2 separate regions of the Homo sapiens genome follow, and region 2 is linked to region 1. A link is an interaction called in ENCODE POLR2A ChIA-PET data of the cell type or tissue named here. Cell type or tissue: HCT116. All regions are shown on one strand. Links, peaks and the distances in the headings refer to the core of each region. The heading gives the core; the rest is flanking DNA. Region 1 overlaps SLC25A42 (solute carrier family 25 member 42). Region 2 overlaps LOC124904656 (a long non-coding RNA gene).

Evidence for each region. Peaks named below come from ENCODE experiments on the same cell type or tissue, not always from the same donor. Only the 100,000 strongest peaks of a DNase experiment are listed, where the experiment ranks them.
Region 2: POLR2A ChIA-PET joins it to region 1 with 5 read pairs; 2 of 35 experiments call an interaction of 5 or more read pairs at or near these places.

The regions. Positions count from the first base shown.
Region 1 is chr19:19,111,377-19,122,197 of GRCh38, forward strand. SLC25A42 (solute carrier family 25 member 42) reads left to right here. Exons shown (of 8, transcript NM_178526.5): 8 at 1-1,654. It overlaps TMEM161A (transmembrane protein 161A), which reads right to left. Exons shown (of 12, transcript NM_017814.3): 7 at 10,383-10,443; 8 at 10,149-10,292; 9 at 9,932-10,045; 10 at 9,616-9,790; 11 at 9,389-9,485; 12 at 7,793-8,807. The coding sequence ends at 8,554. Among named protein-coding and RNA genes, the nearest start is that of TMEM161A, 22 kb to the right of the region's middle. RefSeq lists enhancers at 1,584-1,878, 7,995-8,574, 8,575-9,153, 9,154-9,732 and a silencer at 7,841-8,027. In HCT116, for the core only: a CTCF peak has its summit at 1,748 (motif pointing left); no DNase peak of the experiment used is centred there.
Region 2 is chr19:19,357,318-19,367,771 of GRCh38, forward strand. It overlaps LOC124904656 (a long non-coding RNA gene), which reads right to left. Exons shown (of 2, transcript XR_007067163.1): 2 at 1,394-1,644. MAU2 (MAU2 sister chromatid cohesion factor) reads left to right here. Exons shown (of 19, transcript NM_015329.4): 19 at 1-1,437. Among named protein-coding and RNA genes, the nearest start is that of MAU2, 42 kb to the left of the region's middle. RefSeq lists enhancers at 7,639-7,738, 7,759-7,868, 9,616-9,665, 9,816-9,865. In HCT116, for the core only: a CTCF peak has its summit at 3,930 (motif pointing left); a DNase peak (open chromatin) is centred at 3,924; H3K27ac peaks cover 395 bases.

The DNA.
Region 1 (10,821 bases), core at 1-4,000:
GCCACAAATGCAGCCCCTGGCCCACCCCACCCTGCCGGCCCTGCCTTCTCCAGTATTTCCCACATGGCCACGACTCCTCAGTCACTAGAGCCTCCTGCTGGGAACAGTGTCCCCCAGAGCCTCATGTCTATCCTAGACCCTGCAAGCAGCTGGGTCCCCAAGAGTGCATCTCCCCCTAGAGTTGCCTGCCCATGCCCACCTGCTTTGTAACCTTCCCAGGAGATTCATGCTTGCTCTGCACAGCAGGGCTCGAGGCCCAGGCCATGACACGGAACTGCCTCAGGTTTGGGTCAGACCTGCATCCTGGGGCATCTGCTGAAATGTGAGCACACAAACCACCTCCTTTGGCCCAGAAGCCCCCCAGGCCTAGCATCTCAGTGCCCCAACCCTCTGCCCAGCTGTGGTATCCAGCAGGTCCTTGGGTCCCCACTTGAGCAGGCACTTGGCTGGGATATGGAGCAATTTAAAGCCCACAGGGGTTGTTCAGTTTCTATGAAATGGAGCATGGGGTGCCTGCTAGCCTCAATCCCCCGAAGTGGGAGCCTCATGATAGAGTATAGCTTGGGGGTGGGAGGTGAGGAAAATCTGAGGTACCCAGGGGAACCCCCAGCTAACTGGTCTCTCAGAGGAGTCCCCCAGGGCCCGCCAGCTATCACAGGGACTCAGAAACACCCATTTCCTAATGACATGGTGAGTTTCTTGATTTCTTTTTTTTGTTTGTTTTGTTTTGGTTTTCAACTTGGCTGACCCCGGGTCTATGATCTATTCACATCGAACCCCTGACTGGTCTGCCTGGTGCCAGGGTGAGCGTGACCGTGAGTGTTGCTTTCGACAGCTGGCTCAGCACACGCTGTGTGAAGGGATCTGAGCTTGTTCATCTCCAGTCGTGACTTCATTTCCCTTCCTTCTGTCCTCCTCCTGTTCTTGCCTTGGACCTGCAGGTGTGCAGACCGCTCTCTCTGCCTTCCTTGCATGTGGCCACCAGCCATCCCTGATCTTGTCCCCAGAGGCCCAGGCAGCCTGTGATGGCTGTGAGGGGCTGTCCCACTGTGTGGGTATCCCTTACCCAGCACTTAAACTTGGCAGGAGAGGCAGGGCAACCCTCACAGGGAGATGGGAGGGCACCCAACTCCCACAAGCATGCAACAGCAGTAGGAATTGGGGGTCTGCCCCAGGTGGGTGAGACCAAATGAGTGGATTTGGGGCCACAGGCTAGGCAGGAGAGACAAGGGGTAGGTGGGAGGGTCCCCCAGTCCCTGCTGACCCCAGTGTGTCTCCCCGGAGATGGCTCCTAGCTGAGTGGGACCCGGCAGGAGTTGGGGACAGTGCTGTCCCCCACCCCTGCACACAGCCAGGCCCTCAGGCTCTGCGGTCACTCGCCTCCCTGCTGGTCACTGGTCTTGGTCTGGAGTTATATTTTGATGCCATGAAGACACTGTTTATATCTAATGTTTATATATTTTAAAGATTTGTGCCAAGAGAGTATATTTAATAAAAACTTAAATGACTTCTTCTCCTGCTCCTGGCTCTTCTTTGGCTCTGACCGCCCCCCCATCTTCCCCCATGAACCCCCAAACAGGGTTGAAGTGCTTTTGACACATTTGTGATAAAAGTTCTGAATAAAAGTCTTGAATAAAGAAGTTTTTAAATGCAATTGTTGTTTGAATTAATACATACCACAATTTTCCAGAAAACACCAGCTGTCCACAAGGGTTTACAGTGAAAAGTAGGTGAACAGTTCCCTCTGCAGGGGGCCTCCTGTGACCATTTTCTCTTGTCTCCTCCCACAGAGATTCTGTGCATACACTCATCCCTTTCAGGATATATGTGGCCACCCACAAAGGCAGGAGGGGCCGTCTCTGTGCAGCCAGCACAGCCCAAAGTCTCATGGGCTTGAACATGGCCTTCCTTCCCAAGAGCCCTGCACTCTGGGGCTGGCTGAGGCTTCAGGCCTGAACGTCAGTCACCATCTGCAGGGGCAGCCACCAGAGGGTCTCCAGTGGCAATCCTGGCTCACTTCACCTGCAGCCCATTGGCCAGAGCAACTTGGAGGACCCACCCACTGCCAGGCCAGAAGTGGGAGCCTCTGCGTGCCCAGAGAGGAGGGGCGGCTGGGCCAGCACAGGCCTGGTGCTCTTGTTGGGGTGGGAGTAGGAATAAGTTCCACTGCGCTGACCCCCCACTGCTCTCCAATCTGCTCACGTGCAACAGGATTTCTTTTGAGTTGGTCTCCGTTGTGCACATTGTTCAGCAGCTGTGCGGTTTTCTCCTAGAGGATCCCCAGGATGACATTTACCAGGGTGGGTGTGGTGGCTCATGCCTGTAATCCCAGCACTTTGGAGACTGAGGCAGGTGGCTTGCTTGAGCCCAGGAGTTTGAGACCAGCCTAGGCAACACAGTAAGACCCCCCATCTCTACAAAAAAATAGAAAAATTAGGCCGGATGCAGTGGCTCACGCCTTTAATCCCATCACTTTGGGAGGCCAGGGCAGGTGGATCACTTGAGGTCAGGAGTTCAAGACCAGCCTGGCCAACATGCTGAAACCCCCATCTCTATTAAAAGTACAAAAATCCTAGCTACTCAGGAGGCTGAGGCAGGAGAATTGCTTGAACCTGGGAGGCGGAGGTTGCAGTGAGCCGCTGCACTCCAGCCTGAGTGACTGAGAAGTCTCCGTCTCAAAAAAAAATTTTTTTTTAATTAGCCAGTCTTGGAGGTGCGTGCCTGTAGTCCCAGCCACTCAGAAATTCACGCCTCCCTTATGTTACCAAACCAGGCTCGTTCTGCCCAGCAGTATGCCAACAGAGATGACAGGTTTTGCAGCAAAGAGTTTATTCACGAGGCAGCCGAGTGAGGAGACAGGAGAACAGATCTCAAATCCGCCTCCCTGAAGATGGGATTTTAGGAATATTTAAGGGATAGAGGAGCAAGGTGGTCAGAGACGTGGGGAAAAGTGGGGCAGTCGGGGAACCGTGCGTGCGTAGTCAAGCTTCATGGCTTTTCCATAGGATGTGTGTTCACAAAATGACATTGTTATCATGATCTGAGGGTGGAGTGTTTGGCCCTCTAACGTCAAAGGTCACCACCTAAATATACACAGGCCAAGGTGAAGGTTCGGCTCTCAGCCCATTTGGATTGGACAAGAACTGATCCTGTTCCTGAAGAACAACTTGAGCAACCATTACCATGGTGGCCCATACATAGAGATATTATCTATAAGGAAACTAGTGGGAGTTTTTTTGTTTGGGTTTTTTTGTTTTGTTTTGTTTCTTTGTTTTTGAGACGGAGTGTTGCTCTTTTTGCCCAGGCTGGAGTGCAATGGCATGATCTCGGCTTACTGCAACCTCCACCTCCCGGGTTCAAGCGATTCTCCTGCCTCAGCCTCCTAAGTAGCTGGGACTACAAGCGCCCGCCACCACACCCGGCTAATTTTTTGTATTTTTAGCAGAGACGGGGTTTAACCATGTTGGCCAGGCTGGTCTCAAACTCCTGACCTCAGGTGATTCACTCGCCTTAGCCTCCCAAAGTGCTGGGATTACAGGCTTGAGCCACCGTGCCCAGCCTATTTTTCTGTCTTTCTTTTCTTTTTTTTTTTTTTTTTTTTGAGACAGGGTCTCACTCTATTGCCCAGGCTGGAGTGCAGTGACACTACCATGGCTCACTGCAGCCTCCAACTCCTGGGCTCAAGCCATCCTCCCACCTCAGCCCCCCTAGGAGCTGGGACTACAGGTACATGCCACCACGCCTGGCTACTTTTTGTATTTTTTGTAGAGATGGGGTCTCACCATATTTCTCAGGCTGGTCTCTAACTCCTGGCTCAAGTGATCTGCCTGTCTTGGCCTCCCAAAGTGCTGGGATGACAGGCGTGAGCCACCACACCTGGCCTGGGAGTTTAGCTATACATTGTTTAGCTGAGTGACTTTTAACACTATGGGGTTTATAATCAACTAAAAACAAGTGAGGTAAGTTAAGATTGGTAGGTCTAATCAGGTGAGCCCTCAGTTCCCCTTATGGATGGGCAATTGTTAGGTATTGCCATGACAATGTGATAGCAATTTGGTGGGGGCTGCTGAACTCATCTGCACCCCGCCTCTGACATCCAGCCCAGATTTCTGATCTAAGTTCCACGTTTCACACCAGCCCCTGAACCTTGGTCAACCCCTCCCCTCTCCCACCCACCACTGTGGCATCTCCTAACAGTATAGAGGTGAGCCCGTGGACCTGTCTAGACTAGTGACAGTGAAGAAGATGTTTGCTAGCTGCGTCCAAGAAGAGCTTCAGGAGTCCTTTTTTTTTTGAGACGGAGTCTTGCTCTGTTGCCCAGGCTGGAGTGCAGTGGCGCGATCTCGGCTCACTGCAAGCTCCACCTCCAGGTTCAAGTGATTCTCCTGCCTCAGCCTCACAAGTAGCTGGGATTACAGATGCCCGCCACCACGCCCAGCTAATTTTTATATTTTTAGTAGAGACGGGGTTTCACCATGTTGGCCAGGCTGGTCTTGAACTCCCGACCTCAGATGATCTGAACGCTTCGGCCTCCCAAAGTGCTGGGATTACAGATGTGAGCCACCACACCTGGCCACCAAATGCTTTTTGCTATAAACAATTCCGCGCAGCCTAGGAGTGTCCTGAAGAAACACAACATGGTACCCCAGGTGCAACCGGCGGCTGATGACTGAAGGTAGGTGTGTAAGTAGCTTAACCCATGCCCGGACGTGGGATCATCCTGAGATAATTGCTCTACCCTGCCCCGCTAAGGCCCACAGCAGGACTGAGCCTGGTTGCCCACAGTGTCACCTGCTCATTGGTGCCCCCTGCAGGGCATCTTCCCTCCTCGTCTCAGCTCTCACCCGCCATGGGGGCTGCCTGGGGACACCTCCCAGGTAAACCACTAGCTCTGAGTCCTTTTGGGGTCATCTTTGGGGGAAACCTATCCAAAAAGGAATAGGAATGCCAGGTATTCCTGCAAATAGATCATATAGATTTATACCACATACTCACCCATATTTGATCTTCCATAATCTGACAAGTAAAAAATGGTATCTCAGCCGGGTGCGGTGGCTCATGCCTTTAATCTCAGCACTTTGGGAGGCCGAGGCAGCTGGATCACTTGAGCTCACGAGTTCAAGACCAGCCTGTGCAGCATGGTGAAACCTTGTCTCTACAAAAAATACCGGGCATGGTGGCACGTGCCTGTAATCCCCACTACTCAGGAGGCTGAGGTGGGAGGATGGCTTGAGTCTGGGAGGTGGAGGTTGCAGTGAGTCGAGATGGCACCACTGCATCCCAGCATGGGTGATAGAACCAGACCCTGTCGCAAAACAACAACAACAACAACAAAAACCAGTTAATTTATGGCCAGGCATGGTGGCTCACACCTGTAATCCCAGTTCTTTGGAAAGCTGAGGCAGGAGGATCACTTGAGACCTGGAGTTTGTCTCTATAAATAATTTTTTTTTTTGGTGGGACAGGGTTCTCATTCTGTCACCCAGGCTAGGGTACAGTGGCACAATCACATCTCACCGCAGCCTCAACCTCCCAGGGTCAAGTGATTCTCCCACCTCAGCCTCCCGAGTAGCTGCGACTACAGGCGTGGGCCACTATGCCTGGCTAATTTTTTATATTTTGTAGAGACGGGGTCTTGCTATGTCACCCGAGCTGATGAACTCCTGGGCTCAAGAGATCTGCCCACCTCCACTTCTCAAACTGCTGGGATTACAGGCGTGAGCCACTGCACCCAGCCCTCTACAAATAATTTTAAAAACTATTTTACTATTTTAAAAGTTGAAGGTTATATTTTGTTTTATCTATGAGTTTTATTTCCCCTTTTTATTTTGTTTCGGCTTGTCTGGAAATGGTATATTCCGTTTCTTCACCCATAGGGCTTCACAACATCAGCACTGCTGACATTTGGCGCTGATAATCCTCTGGGGTGAGGCCATCCTGGGCACCACACGGTGTTGAGCAGCATCTCTGGCCTCCATTCTTCAGACACCAAGAGCAACACCTCCACCCCTTGTGGTGACAACTAAAAGATGTCTCCAGACATCAACATGTGTTCCTTTGGAGCAGAACCACCCCGTCCTGTGAGAGGCACGGATATGGTGGTTACAATGGATACATCAACAAGAATTTAAATGTTTGGCCGGGCGCGGTGGGCGCGGTGGCTCAGGCCTGTAATCCCAGCACGTTGGGAGGCCGAGGCAGGTGAATCACTTGAAGCCAGGAGTTCCAGACCAGCCTGGCCAACATGGTGAAACCCATCTCTATTAAAAATACACACACACTGCCGGGTGCGGTGGCTCACGCCTGTAATCCCAGCACGTTGGGAGGCCAAGGAGGGCGGATCACGAGGTCAGGAGATCGAGACCATCCTGGCTAACACGGTGAAACCCCGTCTCTACTAAAAATACAAAAAATTAGCCGGGCGTAGTGGCGGGCGCCTGTAGTCCCAGCTACTCGGGAGGCTGAGGCAGGAGAATGGCGTGCACCCGGGAGGCGGAGCTTACAGTGAGCCGAGATCGCGCCACTGCACTTCAGCCTGGGCGACAGAGCGAGACTCCATCTCAAAAAAAAAAAAAAAAAAAAAACTACACACACACACAAAAATTAAAATATTTATCTTCCCTCTGAGCCACACACAAAGACCTCAACCACCCCCTTCTATCTTTCCTATTTTTATTTATTTATTTATTTTGAGACAGAGTCTCGCTCTGTCACCCACGCTGGAGTGCAATGGCGCGATCTTGGCTCACTGCAACCTCTGCCTCTGGGGTTCAAGCGATTCTCCTGCCTCAGCCTCCTGAGTGGCTGGGATTACAGGCACCTGCCACCGCACCTGGCTGATTTTTGTATTTTTAGTAGGGATGGGGTTTCACCATGTTGGCCAGGGTGGTCTCAAACTCTTGACCTCGTGATCCACCGCCTCGGCCTCCCAAAGTGCTGGGATTACAGATGTGAGCCACCATACCCAGCCTGATGAAAATTTTAAAAAAGAAAATTCTTAAACCGTTCTAAGTCAGGGAACTGTCTGTATACATCTTACTTATACAAAAAGGTTACATATGCACCTTACATTGTTTTTGTTTTTGTTTTGAGATGGAGTCTCACTCTGTCACCCAGACTGGAGTGCAATGGCATGATCTTGGCTCACTGCAACCTCTGCCTCCCGGGTTCAAGCGATTCTCCTGTCTCAGCCTCCCGAGAGGCTGGGATTACAAGTGTGCACCACCACGCTTGGCTAATTTTTTTTGTATTTTAGTAGAGACAGGGTTTCACCATGTTGGCCAGGCTGGTCTTGAACTGCTGACCTCAGGTGATTGGCCTGCCTCGGTCTCCCAAAGTGTTGGGTTACAGGCATGAGCCACGGCACCCAGCCTGCACCTTACATTGTAACACACGTGTGGACACACCCTGGAGTCACAGCTACAGGACAATTTCAGAGTCCATGACGGCCCCACATCCCTTCCCTGGGTCACCAAGGCCTCAATATGCCCCTCCCCCCTCCCTGTGTGTGATATCTATACAAGTCACCTGCATACCTGTAGCAGACGCTGGCATCACTGTGGGCTCCCCGCCCTCCCATTCCTCAAACTGGTTTTCCTCTAAGGTTTCCCTGCCCATCTAACCTTCTCCTGGCACTCCCTCATGGTGCATTTCTCTCACCTGCCCGTCCGTCCCAGGCCACCTGCCCTCTCAGCTGGGACTCCAACTTCCCCTGATTTCTGGTCTCTTCCATCCTGCTTTTGGACTTTTCCTGGGACACTTGCATTTCTTCTTTTTCTTTTTTTTTTTTTTTGAGACAGAGTTTCACTCTGTCACCCAGGCTGGAGTGTGATGCGATCTCGGCTCACTGCAGCCTCCACCTCTCAGGTTCAAGCGACTCTTCTGGCTCATCCTTCTCAGTAGCTGGAACTACATGCATGCGCCACCATGCCTAATTTTTGTTATTTTAGTAAAGACTGGGTTTCACCATGCGTTGACCAGGCTGGTCTCAAACTGCTGGCCTCAAGTGATCTGCCCGCCTTGGCTTCCCAAAGTGCTGGGATTTGGGATTACGGGCGTGAGCCGCCGAGCCTGGCCTCCTTCTTGCTCTCCTTTCTCCTCCCAGACCTTTGCTCCCCTCTCAGTCCTGCTCCTCTCTCCCTCCCGCGCAGCCCCCACCCTGCACCCGGGCAGGTGCCACAGGGACGTGCAAGACAGCTACCACCCTGCACAAGCCCGAGTCCCAAACCACTCAGACCCTGTTTGTAAAAATCGGCATGCTCCTTTATTTGTTCAGAAGAGCAGCCAGCATCACCCTTGCCACTCAAACCTGGCACATACGCTTCGGAGACAATGGCCTCGGGACCCTCATGCTGCTGGGCCCAGGAGAGACAGTTCTGAGGCAGAAACTCGGCGTCCAAGGGGGGCCGCGGGTCAGGCACTGTGGTGAAGGGAACGCCGGGGAGTCCGGCCCCACCTTGCAGCTGGGGACACGGGGGCGCAAACAGAGGGGGCAGGCTAGTGTCCCGCTGCCCCAGGAACAGACCTCAGGGCCCCAGGAGGGTCTGCAGGCAGCTAGGAGCCTGCCAAGTGCTGGTGGAAGTAGAGGCCGAAAAGGCTGGCGAGCAGCTGGCAGGCAGCCGTCCACCAGATGAGGTAGGCCAGGACGCCACGGAGGAAGAGGGGAGTAAGCAGGCCACCCAGAGCCCCGGCAATCCGCGCTGCAGTCTGCTGGACTTCGTCCTCCCCAGAGCCGATGGGGGCAGCGCTGGCTGAGGATGGGTCGGGGGATAGTAGAGGAGCTGGGCCCAGGCCCCAGGAATAGCCTCCTAGGAGAAGAGGATGAAGCGAGGTATGAGTGGAAAAATGGGGGAGGGGGCGAGGGACAGGGCTGGCACGGGGGGCCAGGCCCATTCCTCCAGACACTCCCACCCCTGTCTCAGACTCCATCTCCAGCCCAGTCTCCACCCCCTCAGGCGCTGCCCCCTGTCCAAGGCAAACCCTACCCCAGGCCCCACCTCCTGCTCAGATCCTGCCTCAATACATGCCCTGCCCCCTCCCCAGGCCCCGCCTCCTGCCAAGACGCAACCCCTCCCCAGGCTCCACCTCCTAAGGCAAACGCCATCCCAAACTCCACCTCCTGCTCAGACCCTGCCTCACCACAGTCCCCGCCCCCTACCCAGGCCCCGCCTCCTGCTCAGATTGCACCCATCCCCAGGCTCCACTTCCTGTCCAAGGCAAGCCCCACTCCAGGCTCCGCTTCCTGCTCAGACCCTGCCTTACCACAGTCTCCGCCCCCTGCCTAGGCCCCGCCTCTCCCCCCCCACCGCGGTCCCCGCCAGAGTCCACCTCCACTCTGTTTTATCTTCCAACTCCGCCCCTCCTCCACCCCCACACCGCGGCATCTCACCCAGCGTCTTGAGCAGAAGTGTGCAGTTGAGGGTGAGGATGAGCGGCGTCAGGTACTGCAAGCTCACCACGGTCACATAGCAGTAGACTCGGACCACCTGTGGGCAGGTAGCAGGGGTGGCTGCAGCAGGAGGCCTTCTGGTTTGGGACGACTCCACGCCCAAAGGACCAGGAACCCCACCCTGAGCCCCAGGTTCCCTCTGGCCTAGGTCATCGGGGCGTCCATACCCTCTGCTGGATTTCACGGGCTTCGATGCGGCCAGCCTCCCTTCGCAGCTGCTCCACCCGGGCCTTGGCCAGGCACAGGTAGGCCTGCAGGTGGGGCCGGGTCACCGCCAGCCGCAGCAGGCACAGCACCACCAGCAACCAGAGGCGCCCAGAGTCGAAGGCAGAATCGGACAGCCTGTGCGGAGAGGGCCGGGGGCAAGGGACTAAGAAGGTCGCCCCCGACCCCCCAGGATCTTCCCCAGGCTCCTCCCTGAATCTCAGAGGCTAGGGCACCCAGGGGAGCCCCAGCTACCTCCTAGCCCCACCCAATACGCACAGGGAGAAACGCGTCTCCCCAAACGGCGGCTGGTGCAGGAAGTCCCGTGCAATGGGCTTTGTCCAGAGCCACAGGATGAACAGGGGAGACAGGAAGCTGGTGTGCAGGAGGAACCTGGGGGGTGAGGGCAGGAGGGAGTGAGGCCTGGGTACCCCCTCTCCTCGAGTCTCTCCCTTAAGCTCCCTAGTCCCCCCACCCACCAAGCGACCCACTTAACTGCAGCATGGGTCTGTCCTCCGACATGGTCAGTGCGTCCCGGTGGGTCTGGGCCAGCCGCAGGCCTGGGAAGGTGAGGAAGGCACCCAGCACAGAGCCCACCACTGCCAGTCCCACGCGGATAGCCAGCTTGGCCACAGGAAGCCTAGGAGAACACCAGGTCACGAGCCTGCCTGGGGGACCCTGGGAGGGTCCCAGCCTGCCCTTGCCTCCCTCCCCCATTCCCAGGACTCACGCCCAGTCCCAGCCCTGCTTCTTCAGAAGTGGCTCTAAGTTCTGGGTCATGCTGGCCAGACCTGGGGACGATAAGAAGAGGACCGAGTAGAGTGAATTCCTAGGGTCTCTAAGGCCACTCTGTTCCCTAACCCCCCATCCCTCAGGCATCCGTTTGCTTCCCAAGTAGGAATGAACAAGGGTCTGCCAGGCCCTGAGCCAGGCACAAGGACAATTTTGTGCTCTAGTTACACAGTACTTTTTACAAGAAACAAGATTGGAGTGGTGGTTCACGCCTGTAATCCCAGCACTTTGGGAGGCTGAGGCAGGCGGATCATCTGAGATCAGGAGTTTCAGACCAGCCTGGCCAATGCAGTGAAACCCCCGTCTCTACTAAAAATACAAAAATTAGCCAGGTGTGGTGGCAGGTGCCTGTAATCCCAGCTACTTGAGAGGCTGAG
Region 2 (10,454 bases), core at 2,174-6,173, 250 kb after region 1:
CCCAGGGCTGCCCCCAGGCCCATGAAGCCAATAGGAGAGCGTGTGGCACTGGCCCACAAACTGTCCCTGTCCTGTCTTCCTCCCGAGCCATGGCCTCTGCTAGCTCCACCTTGAAGGAGCCCCCCACATCCTCCCCTACATCCCAGAGATGCCACCACTTGTGTCTCCACAATGTGCTCCTGCCCACCCGGGTTCCGCACTGTCCGACCCCTGCACACCACTCATGTCACCACGGCGTGCATCATGTTCATCCCCATCTATTTATTTAAGCCTTTCTTTGCTTGTAGGGCATTTTGTATGTAGAGCAGTTGAAAACAGAACCTCAGAACTTAACATCTGTCCTGATGTTAAAGTGCTTTTCATGACCACCCTGTTATCTATGTATATGTAAAGTTAAGGATGAGATCTTAAGTTTACAATTAAAAACTCAGTACTCAATATTTAATATTCTACTCGAGCTTTATGGAAGCCAAATCATGTGCATGTGTGTGTGTGCGTGTGTGCAAGCTTTGAACCTCCTTCCACAGCCGCATCTTCTCATGACACAAAGCTTTTGATAAGTACTTTCCTGTGGGTCGCTCAGCGCCTCATAGCATCTCATTCAATTGCAAGAATAGAGGCCAGACACGGTGGCGCATGCCTGTAGTCCCAGCTAACTGGGAGGCTGAGGCAGGAGGATCACTTGAGCCCAGGAGATTGAGGCTGCAGTGAGCATGATCGCGACACTGCACTCCAGCCTGGGTGACGGTGAGACTTTGTCTCAAAAAAAAAAAAAAAAACAATGGAAGGCAGACAGCAAGTCCCTGAGGACACATCACACAGTGTCCTGTAGCTAAGTGTCTAGGAAAAAACAAAAACTCCAAACCCTTCAGTGGATGAGGACAAGGTCGCAGAAAGGCATTCTGTTGACAGATGAACAGCCGAAAGCTGGCCAGACCCTCCTGTATGCCTCTGCCCTTGTCCTGTGGGTTGAGGGGGTCTGACCAGGAGGCCACCTACAGCAGGAAGTGAGGCTGCCATGTTTCCTTGAGACACAGCTGCCTCTCCCCAGCTCTGTCCCTGTAGTCACCTGCCGGTGGGCGAGGATCCTCTCCCTGGGATAAGCACTCCCAGCCCCGTTTATCAGAAACACAGGCAAGGAAATTGGAACTGCCACCCAGCCCAGCATGGTGGCTCAATTGGTTGGTTGCGTTGTCAGTTGTCTCTTCGTTTTGTTAAGGTTTTTAATAAGTACGTTTGGCATAATGTCTTTTAATGGGTTTGTAATATTTGTAACGGTTTTAGCAGCCTATAACTTTTCAGCTGGTGCTTTTACTTAGGGAAAAAAACAATTTGTAAATACAGAACATTGTTTAAAAGACATAACCATAGAACATAGCTTCCTGTTTGTGGATTTTGTTTCCTATATATTCAAAGTAAAATGACTTACAGGAGCCACGTGCTGTGTCTTTGTTGTTTCCTCTGTCCGCTTTGTGAGCCATCCCAAAGACGGCTGCCACCCTTGCTGCCATGCCCACAGGGGCCCCCTCTGTGGCGGGGTCTTCAGCATGAGGATGCAGTCCCCAAATCCTGAGCCAGATGACGTGAATGGAAGCCTGAGTCCCCATCTCCTCCACTGATCATTTTCCTCTGGTCTGGCCTCGCCTAGAGAGGAAGGAACCCCATGCTCCATCAGCATATGAGGCCTTCAGCAGCCTGCTCCTGGAATCCTCCCTTCCCAGCCCTCTCAGGGGCAGACTCCCTCATGCACCCAGGTGTCCTGGTCCCTGTGTTTTTTTTTGTTGTTGTTGTTGTTTGAGATGGAGTCTTGCACTGTCGCCCAGGCTGGAGTGCAGAGGCGCGATCTCTGCTCACTGCAACCTCCACCTCCCAGGTTCAAGCGATACTCCTGCCTCAGCCTCCCAAGTAGCTGGGATTACAGGTGCCCGCCACCAAGCCCAGCTAATTTTTTGTATTTTTAGTAGGAACAGCATTTCACTGTGTTGGCCAGGCTGGTCTTGAACTCCTGACCTCGTGATCCACCTGCCTTGGCATCCCAAAGTGCTGGGATTACAGGCCTGAGCCACCGCGCCCAGCCGGTCCCTGCATTCTTAGAGGGGACCAGCCTCCATACACCTGGGAGTGAGGGGAGTTATTTGCCCAGATTTTTTTGTTTGGAGGTGAAATTACCATAACAAATTTAACTTTTTTTGCAGGTTGTGCTGGCTTACGCCTGTAATCCCAGTACTTTGGGAGGCCGAGGCAGGAGGATCCCTTGAGCCCAGGAGTTCAAGAACAGCCTGGGCTACATAGTGAGACCTAGTCTCTACAAAAAATGTATAAAAATTAGCCAGGCAACCAGGTGCCGTGGCTCAAGCCAGTAATCCCAGCACTTTGGGAAGCCGAGGTGGGCGGATCACTTAAGGCCAAGAGTTGAGACCAGCCTGGCCACCATAGTGAAACCCTGTCTCTACTAAAAATACAAAAATTAGCCGGGTGTGGTGGCGTGCACTTGTAGTCCCAGCTACTCAGGAGGCTGAGGCAGGAGATTCACTTGCACCAGGGAGTGGAGGGTTTCAGTGACCCAAGATCCTGATACTGTGCTCCAGCCTGGGTGACAGAGTAAGACTCTCTCTCTCAAAAAATAAATAAATACAAATACAAAATATAAAAATTAGCCGGTATGGTGGCGCACAACTGTAATCCCAGCTACTCGGGAGGCTGAAGCAGGAGAATCGCTTGAACCCGGAGGCAGAGTTTGCAATGAACCAAGATCACACCACTGCCTGGGCGAGAGAGGGAGACTCTACCTCGAAAAAAAAAAATAGCCAGGCATGGTGGTGTGTTCCTGTAGTCCCAGTTACTTAGGAGGCTGAGGCGGGAGGATTACTTGAACCCAGGAGGATATTAGCAGAGACAGAGTCTTGCTCTATTTTATATGTATATAAAATAGTATTATCTGTAAAGTGGACTGCTCAGTGGTATTCAGTACGTTCACAGTGTTGCACAGTTATCATCTCTATCTAGTTCTGGGACATTTTCATTCCCCCAAAAGGAGATTCATTGCCATCAGCAGTCACTCCTCATTCCTCCTCCCTCCCCAAGCCCCTGGCAACTAGTAATCTGCTTCCTGTCTGTGAATTTGCCTGTTCTGGATATTTTATATCAATGGAATCTCATACCCTGTGACCTCTTGTAGCCTGGGATCTCTCAGCACTATGTTTTCAAGGTTCATCTGCACTGTAGCATGGATCATTGCTTTGTTCCTTTTATGAGTGAATAATATCCCATTATATGGATGGACCAAACTGTTGATCTTTTTTTTTTTTTTTTGAGACAGGGTCTTGCTCTGTCACCCAGGCTGGAGTGCAGTGGGTTGATCTCGGCTCACTGCAACCTTTGCTTCCTAGGGTCAAGCAATTCTCCTGCCTCAGTCTCCTGAGTAGCTGGGACTACAGGCGCATACCACCAAGCCCAGATAATTTTTGGATTTTTAGTAGAGATGAGGTTTCACCATATTAGCCAGGCTGGTCTCAGACCCCTGACCTTGTGATCCACCTGCCTCGGCCTCTCAAAGCGCTGGGATTACAAGCATAAGCCACTGCACCCGGCTTTTTTTTTTTTTTCTTGAGACAGGATCTTGCTCTATAGCCCAGTGCAGTGGTATGATCTCAGCTCACTGCAACCTCCACCTCCCAGGCTCAAGGGATCCTCCCACCTCAGCCCCCCAAATAGCTGGAATGACAGGCACCACCATGCCAGGCTAATTTTTCTATATTTTCTAGACATGGGGTTTCACCTTGTTGCCCAGGCTGGTCTTGAACTCCTGGACTCAAGTGATCTGCCCGCCTTGGCCTCCCAAAGTGCTGGGATTACCACCGTGAACCACGGTGCCCGGCCTTATCCATCCTTTTATGGACATTCGGGTTGCTTCCCCCTTGTGGCGACTGTGAATAGTGCTGCTCTGTGAGTTTTGGCTGGACCACGTGTTTTCAATTCTCCTGGGCTTTCCCTGTGTCTTTATTGTGGACAGACAGGGCCGCTCAGCACACACATATGGTGTGAAGGCCCTCATGTCACTCTCAGGTTAGTTCCCCATGAGAGATACACAAGCCATCTTAGCCTCGAGCCCCAAGGGGCTCTGCTGGATGTGCAACGTTTTTGTATTTTGTTTTGCTATGTGTCGTTTAGAGACAGAGTCTCACTCTGTTGCCCGGGCAGGAGTGCAGTGGTGCAATCACTTGAGCCTCACTGCAGCCTCAAACGCCCTGGCCCAAGCGACCCTCCTGCCTCATCCTCCTGTGTAGCTGGGACTATAGATACGTGCCACCACACCCGGTTAATTTTTTTTTTTTTTTTGAGATGGAGTCTTGCACTGTTGCCCGGGCTGGAGTGCAGTGGTGTGATCTCGGCTCACTGCAACCTCTGCCTCCCAGATTCAAGAGATTCTCCTGCCTCAGCCTCCCGAGTAGCTGGGATTACAGGCACCTGCCTCCATTCCCAGCTAATTTTTTTGTATTTTTTAGTAGACACAGGGTTTCACCATGTTGGCCAGGCTGGTCTCCAACTCCTGAGCTCAAGCAATCCTCCCACCTTGGACTCCCAAAGTGCTGGGATTACAGTCGTGAGACACCACACCGGCCCTGTGCGAGTGTTTGAGTCTCAACATGGTGATCACAGCACCCCAACCATCGATGCCTGGGCTCCTTCTGCCCCATCCCCACCAGTTCAGCACCAGGCAGCCTTTTCACTCAAGGTAGACTCTGCTTATCCTTCATCATCAGCTTGGACATCATCTTCTCCAGACAGACAGGCAGGGGCCCATCTGGCCCATCTCATACCTCTCCAGCCCCTGCATGGGATTCACATCTTGAACCTGAGCTGGACCAGAGCACAGCATGACGAGCCTGCCATGGGACCAGCCACCTTTCCAGCAGGTGTGCAGCCCCCAGCTGGGAGGTGTGAACCTGCATGTGGACAGCAGGTCTATCCTGGGTTGACCAATGTTTCACACAAAGCCTACACCCAGGCAGTCACCTTGGCCTGGGCGCCCGGCAGACTAGGGTCACACAGCTCCTCCTGTTGAGTCATTTCCGAGTAGGCTATGCCCTGTGCAGCATCCATGGGACCCTGACTCAGGAAGTGAGTGACCTTCCTTTTCCCACAAGCCATGTCCTCATCCATGTCATCCCTCATCCACTTAGAGGATGAGGCGGGAGGGAGGTTGAGGCAGGAGGATCGCTTGAGCCCAGGAGGTTGAGGCTGCAGCAAGCTATGATCGCCCCACTGCACTCCAGCCTGGGTGACAGAGTGAGACCCGCTCTCTAAACAAAACATAGTGAAACAAAAAACAAATGATAGAAGCCAGATGTGGTGGAGCATACCTGTAGTCCCAGCTCCTTAGGAGGCTGAGATGGGATGATGGTTCAGGTCCAAAAGTTTGAGACTAGCCTGGGCAACGTAGCAAGACCCCGTCTCTATAAAAAATAAAACATCTGCCTGTAATCCCAGTACTTTGGGAGGCCGAGGCAGGCGTATCACTTGAGGCCAGGAGTTTGAGACCAACCTGGGCAACGTAGCAAGACTTTGTCTCTATAAAAAATTTAAAATCAGCTGGACGTGGTGGCTCATGTCTGTAATCCCACCATGTTGGGAGGCCGAGGCAGGTGGATCACCTGAGGTCGCGAGTTCAAGACCAATGTGGCCAACATAGCGAAACACAGTCTCTACTAAAAATACAAAAATCAGCTGGGTGTGGTGCTGCACGCCTCTAATCCCAGCTACTTGGAGGCTGAGGCAGAAGACAGTGACCCCAGGAGGCAGAGGTGGCAGTGAGCCAAGATGGCACCATTGTACTCCAGCCTGGGTGATGGAGTGAGACTCCATCTCAAAAAAAAAAAAAAATTAAAATCAGCCAGGCATGGTGCCTCACGCCTGTAATCCCAGCACTTTGGGAGGCCAAGGCAGGGAGATCATTTGAGGTCAGCAGTTTTTTTTGTTTTGTTTTGTTTTGTTTTTGTTTTGTTTTGTTTTGTTTTTGAGATGGAGTCTCGCTCTGTCGCCCAGGCTGGAGTGCAGTGGCGCGATCTCAGCTCACTGCAAGCTCTGCCTCCTGGGTTCACGCCATTCTCCTGCCTCAGCCTCCTTAGTAGCTGGGACTACAGGCGCCCGCCACCGCGCCCAGCTAATTGTTTGTATTTTTAGTAGAGATGGGGTTTCACCGTGGTCTCCATCTCCTGACCTCGTGATCCGCCCGCCTCGGCCTCCCAAAGTGCTGGGATTACAGGCATGAGCCACTGCGCCCGGCCGAGGTCAGGAGTTTGAGACCAGCCTGACCAACATAGTGAAACCCTGTCTCTACTAAAATATAAAAATTAGCCAGCCGTGGTAGCGGGTGCCTGTAATCTCAGCTACTCGGGAGGCTGGGGCAGGAGAATCGCTTGAACCCAGGAGGCAGAAGTTGCAGTGAGCCAAGATCACGCCACTGCAGTCCAGCCTGGGCAACAGGGCAAGACTCCCTCTCAAAAATAAATAAACCTGGCAGGGCGAGGTGGCTCACACCTGTAATCCCAGCACTTTGGGGGGCCAAGGCAGATGGATCACCTAAGCTCAGGAGTTTGAGACCAGCCTGGCCAACATGGTGAAATCCCATCTCTACTAAAAATACAAAAAAATTAGCCGGGCATGGTGGTGGGCACCTGTAAATCCTAGCTACTCAGGAGACTGAGGCATGAGAATCGCTTGAATCCGGGAGGTTGGAGGTTGTGGTGAGCTGAGATCAGGCCACTGCCCTCCAGCCTGGACCACAGAGTGAGATTCCATCTAAAAAAAAGTAATAATAAAATAAATAAAAATAAAAATAAAATAATGCAAAAATTAGCCAGCCACGGTGGTGCACACCTGTAATCCCAGATACGTGGGAGGCTGAGGCAGGAGAATCACTTGAATCCAGGAGGTGGAGGTTGCAGTAAGCCAAGATCACGCCACTGCAGTCCAGCCTGGTTGACAGAGCTAGACTCCCTCTCGAAAAAACAAAAAAAACACTTTTTTTTTTAAATTTAAAATTGCCAGGCGGCCGGGCATGGTGGCTCATGCCTATAATCCCAGCACTTTGGGAGGCCGAGGCAGGTGGATCACCTGAGGTCAGGAGTTCGAGACCAGCCTGGCCAACATGGTGAAACCCCGTCTCTACTAAAAATACAAAAATTAGCAGGGCTTGGTGGTGGGTGCCTGTAATCCCAGCTACTCAGGAGGCTTGGGCAGGATAATCACTTGAATCTGGGTGGCAGAGCTGAGATCGCGCCGCTGCACTCCAGCCTGGGTGACAGAGCGAGACTCCGTCTCAAAAAACAAAAAAAAAAATTGCTAGGCATAGTGGTGTGTGCCTATAGTCCCAGCTACTCAGGAGTCTGAGGTGGAAGGATTGCTTCAGCCTGGGAGGTCGAGGCTGCAGTGAGCCACGATTGCAGCTCTGCAATCCAGTCTGAGCAACAGAGTGAGAACCGGTCTCTAAAAATAATAATAAAAATAAAAAAGAAAATGGACAACTTTCTTTTGAACACAGCTTCTAGAACCCAGCACCTGAGGAAATATACGCAGGCAGAAATCCTCGCAGTGGCCACCTCACATCCTGTCTCCTCCTATTCCGGCTGCTTTGACAAATTACCATAGACTGAGGGGCTTACAAACAACAAATACTTATTTCTTACTGATCTAGAGGCTGGGAAATTCAAAATCAAGGTGCCAGCAGATTCGGAGTCTGGCGAGGGCCTGCTTCCTGGTTTGCTTCCCGCTCTCTAGCTCCACCCTCATGACATAATCATCTCCCAGAGGCCCCACCTCCAAAATACAATCACAGGCTGGGTGCAGTGGCTCACGACTGTAATCCCAAAACTTTGGGAGGCCAAGACAGGAGAATCACTTGAGCTCAGGAGTTCAAGAGCAGCCTGGGCAACATGGTGACACCCTGTCTGTACAAAAAATACAAAAAAATTAGCCGGGCATGGTGGTGCGCACCCATAGTCCCATCTACTGGGGAAGCTGAGGCAGAGGATCACTTGAGCCCAGGAGTTCAAGGCTGGAGTGAGCCATGATCCCACCACGGCATTCCAGCCTGAGCGACAGATCAAGACCCTGTCTGAAAAATAAATAAAAAACAGAGGACCGAGCGCAATGGCTCACGCCTGTAATCCCAGCACTTTGGGAGGCCAAGGTGGGCAGATCATGACGTCAGGAGATGGAGACCATCCTGGCTAACACGGTGAAACTCCGTCTCTACTAAAAATACAAAAAATTAGCCGGCCCTCGTGGCGGCAGAGCTTGCAGTGAGCCGAGATCATGCCACTGCACTCCAGCCTGGGTGACAGAGTGAGACTCAGTTAAAAAAAAAAAAAAGAAAAAACAGGCCAGGCGCGGTGGCTCACACCTGAGCTGAGATCGTGCTGTTGCACTCCAGCCTGGGTGACAACAGCGAGACTCCGTCTCAAAAAAAAAAAAAAATACAATCACATTTCAACATAAGAATATTGAAAGAGGAGGGACACGGTGGCTCATGCCTGAATCCCAGCACTTTGGGAAGCCAAGGCGGGAAGACTACTTGAGGTCAGGAGTTCAAGACCAGCCTAGCCAACATGGTAAAACTCCATCTCTACTAAAAATACAAAAATTAGCCAGGTGTGGTGACAGGAGCCTGTAATCCCAGCACTTTGGGATGCCTAGGTGGGCGAATCACCTGAGGTCAGGAGTTCCAGATCAGCCTGGTGAACATGGTGAAACCTCATCTCTACTAAAAATACAAAAATTAGCTGGGTGTAGTGGCAGGTGCTTGTATTCCCAGCTACTCGGGAGGCTGAGGCAGGAGAATTGCTTGAACCTGGGAAGCGGAGGTTGCAGTGAGCCGAGATCTCACCATTGCACTCCAACCTGGGTGACAAGAGGGAAACTCCACCTCAAAATAAATAAATAAATAAATAAATAAGATGAAGTTTCTTATTTCGTCCCAAATTTATGCTCACATGGTGAGATTACAATGAAATTGGCTGGGAAAGGAAAGGAAAAGGTTAATTTCCACATGAATTTTATTTTCTTAGTACTCTGATTTTTTTGATTTTTTTTATTTTTATTTTTTTTTTTTGAGATGGAGTTTCGCTGGTTGCCCAGGCTGGAATGCAATGGTGCAATCTCAGCTTACAGCAACCTCTGCTTCCCAGGTTCAAGCGATTCTCCTGCCTCAGCTTCCTGAGTAGCTGGGATTACAGGCGCACACCACCACGCCCAGCTAATTATTTTGTACTTTTAGTGGAGATGTGGTTTCACCATGTTGGCCAGGCTGGTCTGGAACTCCTGACCTCAGGTGATCCACCCGCCTCGGCTTCCCAAAGTGCTGGGATTACAGGTGTGAGTCACTATGCCCGGCCAGGGATAGTCCACTTTGTCAGTGTGTGTTTGTTGTGAACGTCGTCTCTAACCACAGTTCCTTACACTCAGTGTTTCTGCAGCGCAGGGTTCAGGCTCCATCTGCAGTTAGGCACACTCTGTCCAGAGTGAGTCTCTGTGTGGCCTTGGCGCTGTCCTGCTATTCCAGGGTTCTGAGCACAAATCCTCCCCTAAAGGGTTAAGCACAAACTGTTCAGAAGTCCTGTCGTGAACCGGAAGTGTATCTCCCACTCTGTCTTCATCTGCAAGTGTCCTCAGTTGCTACTGGCGGCCCCTGGCCTGCTCTGGCCTTGGCCACCAGGGGGCATGGTGGCCCAGGAGCAGCAAGGGCTGCCCAGGCAATGTCCCCACCAGGTAGGACAGGTGGGAACCTACAATCCAGCTAGAAAGACTGGGCTGGATGTTGCCAGACCCCAGTCTGGCCAGGCTTTGCTCATCTGCAGGGATGTGGGGTGACCTTCACACCACTCCTGTAACTGTTGGAGAAGACAATGGCCAGGGTTCTCCGGGCGTCAGGGTGACACCATTCCCTCCTTTACTTGCCAAACATGTATTAAGCACCTACTGTGCGCTGGATGCTGGGAACACAGCAGAGACCACATCAGACAATGTCTGATGCCCTCAGAGGGTGGACATAGTTCCCCTGATGACGGGTTTCAGAAGGGAGGGAGTGTTGACCATCTGTGAGAAGGGAGTGTCGCACAGTAGGTGGGGGACAACCACAGGGGAGGAGGTGGGGGACGCTGTGACAAGACCAAAAGGAGGGCTGGGAGCGATGGTTCATGCCTATAATTCCAGCACTTTGGGAGGCCGAGGTGGGCAGATCACCTGATGTCAGGAGTTTGAGACCAGCCTGCCCAACATGGTGAAACCCTGTCTCTACTTAAAATACAAAAAATTAGCCAGGCATGGTCGTGGGCGCCTGTAATCCCAGCTACTCAGGAGGCTGAGGCAGGAGAATTGCTTGAACCTGGGAGGTGGAAGTTGCAGTGAGCCAAGGTCACGCCATTGCACACAGCCTGGGCAACAAGAGCAAAACT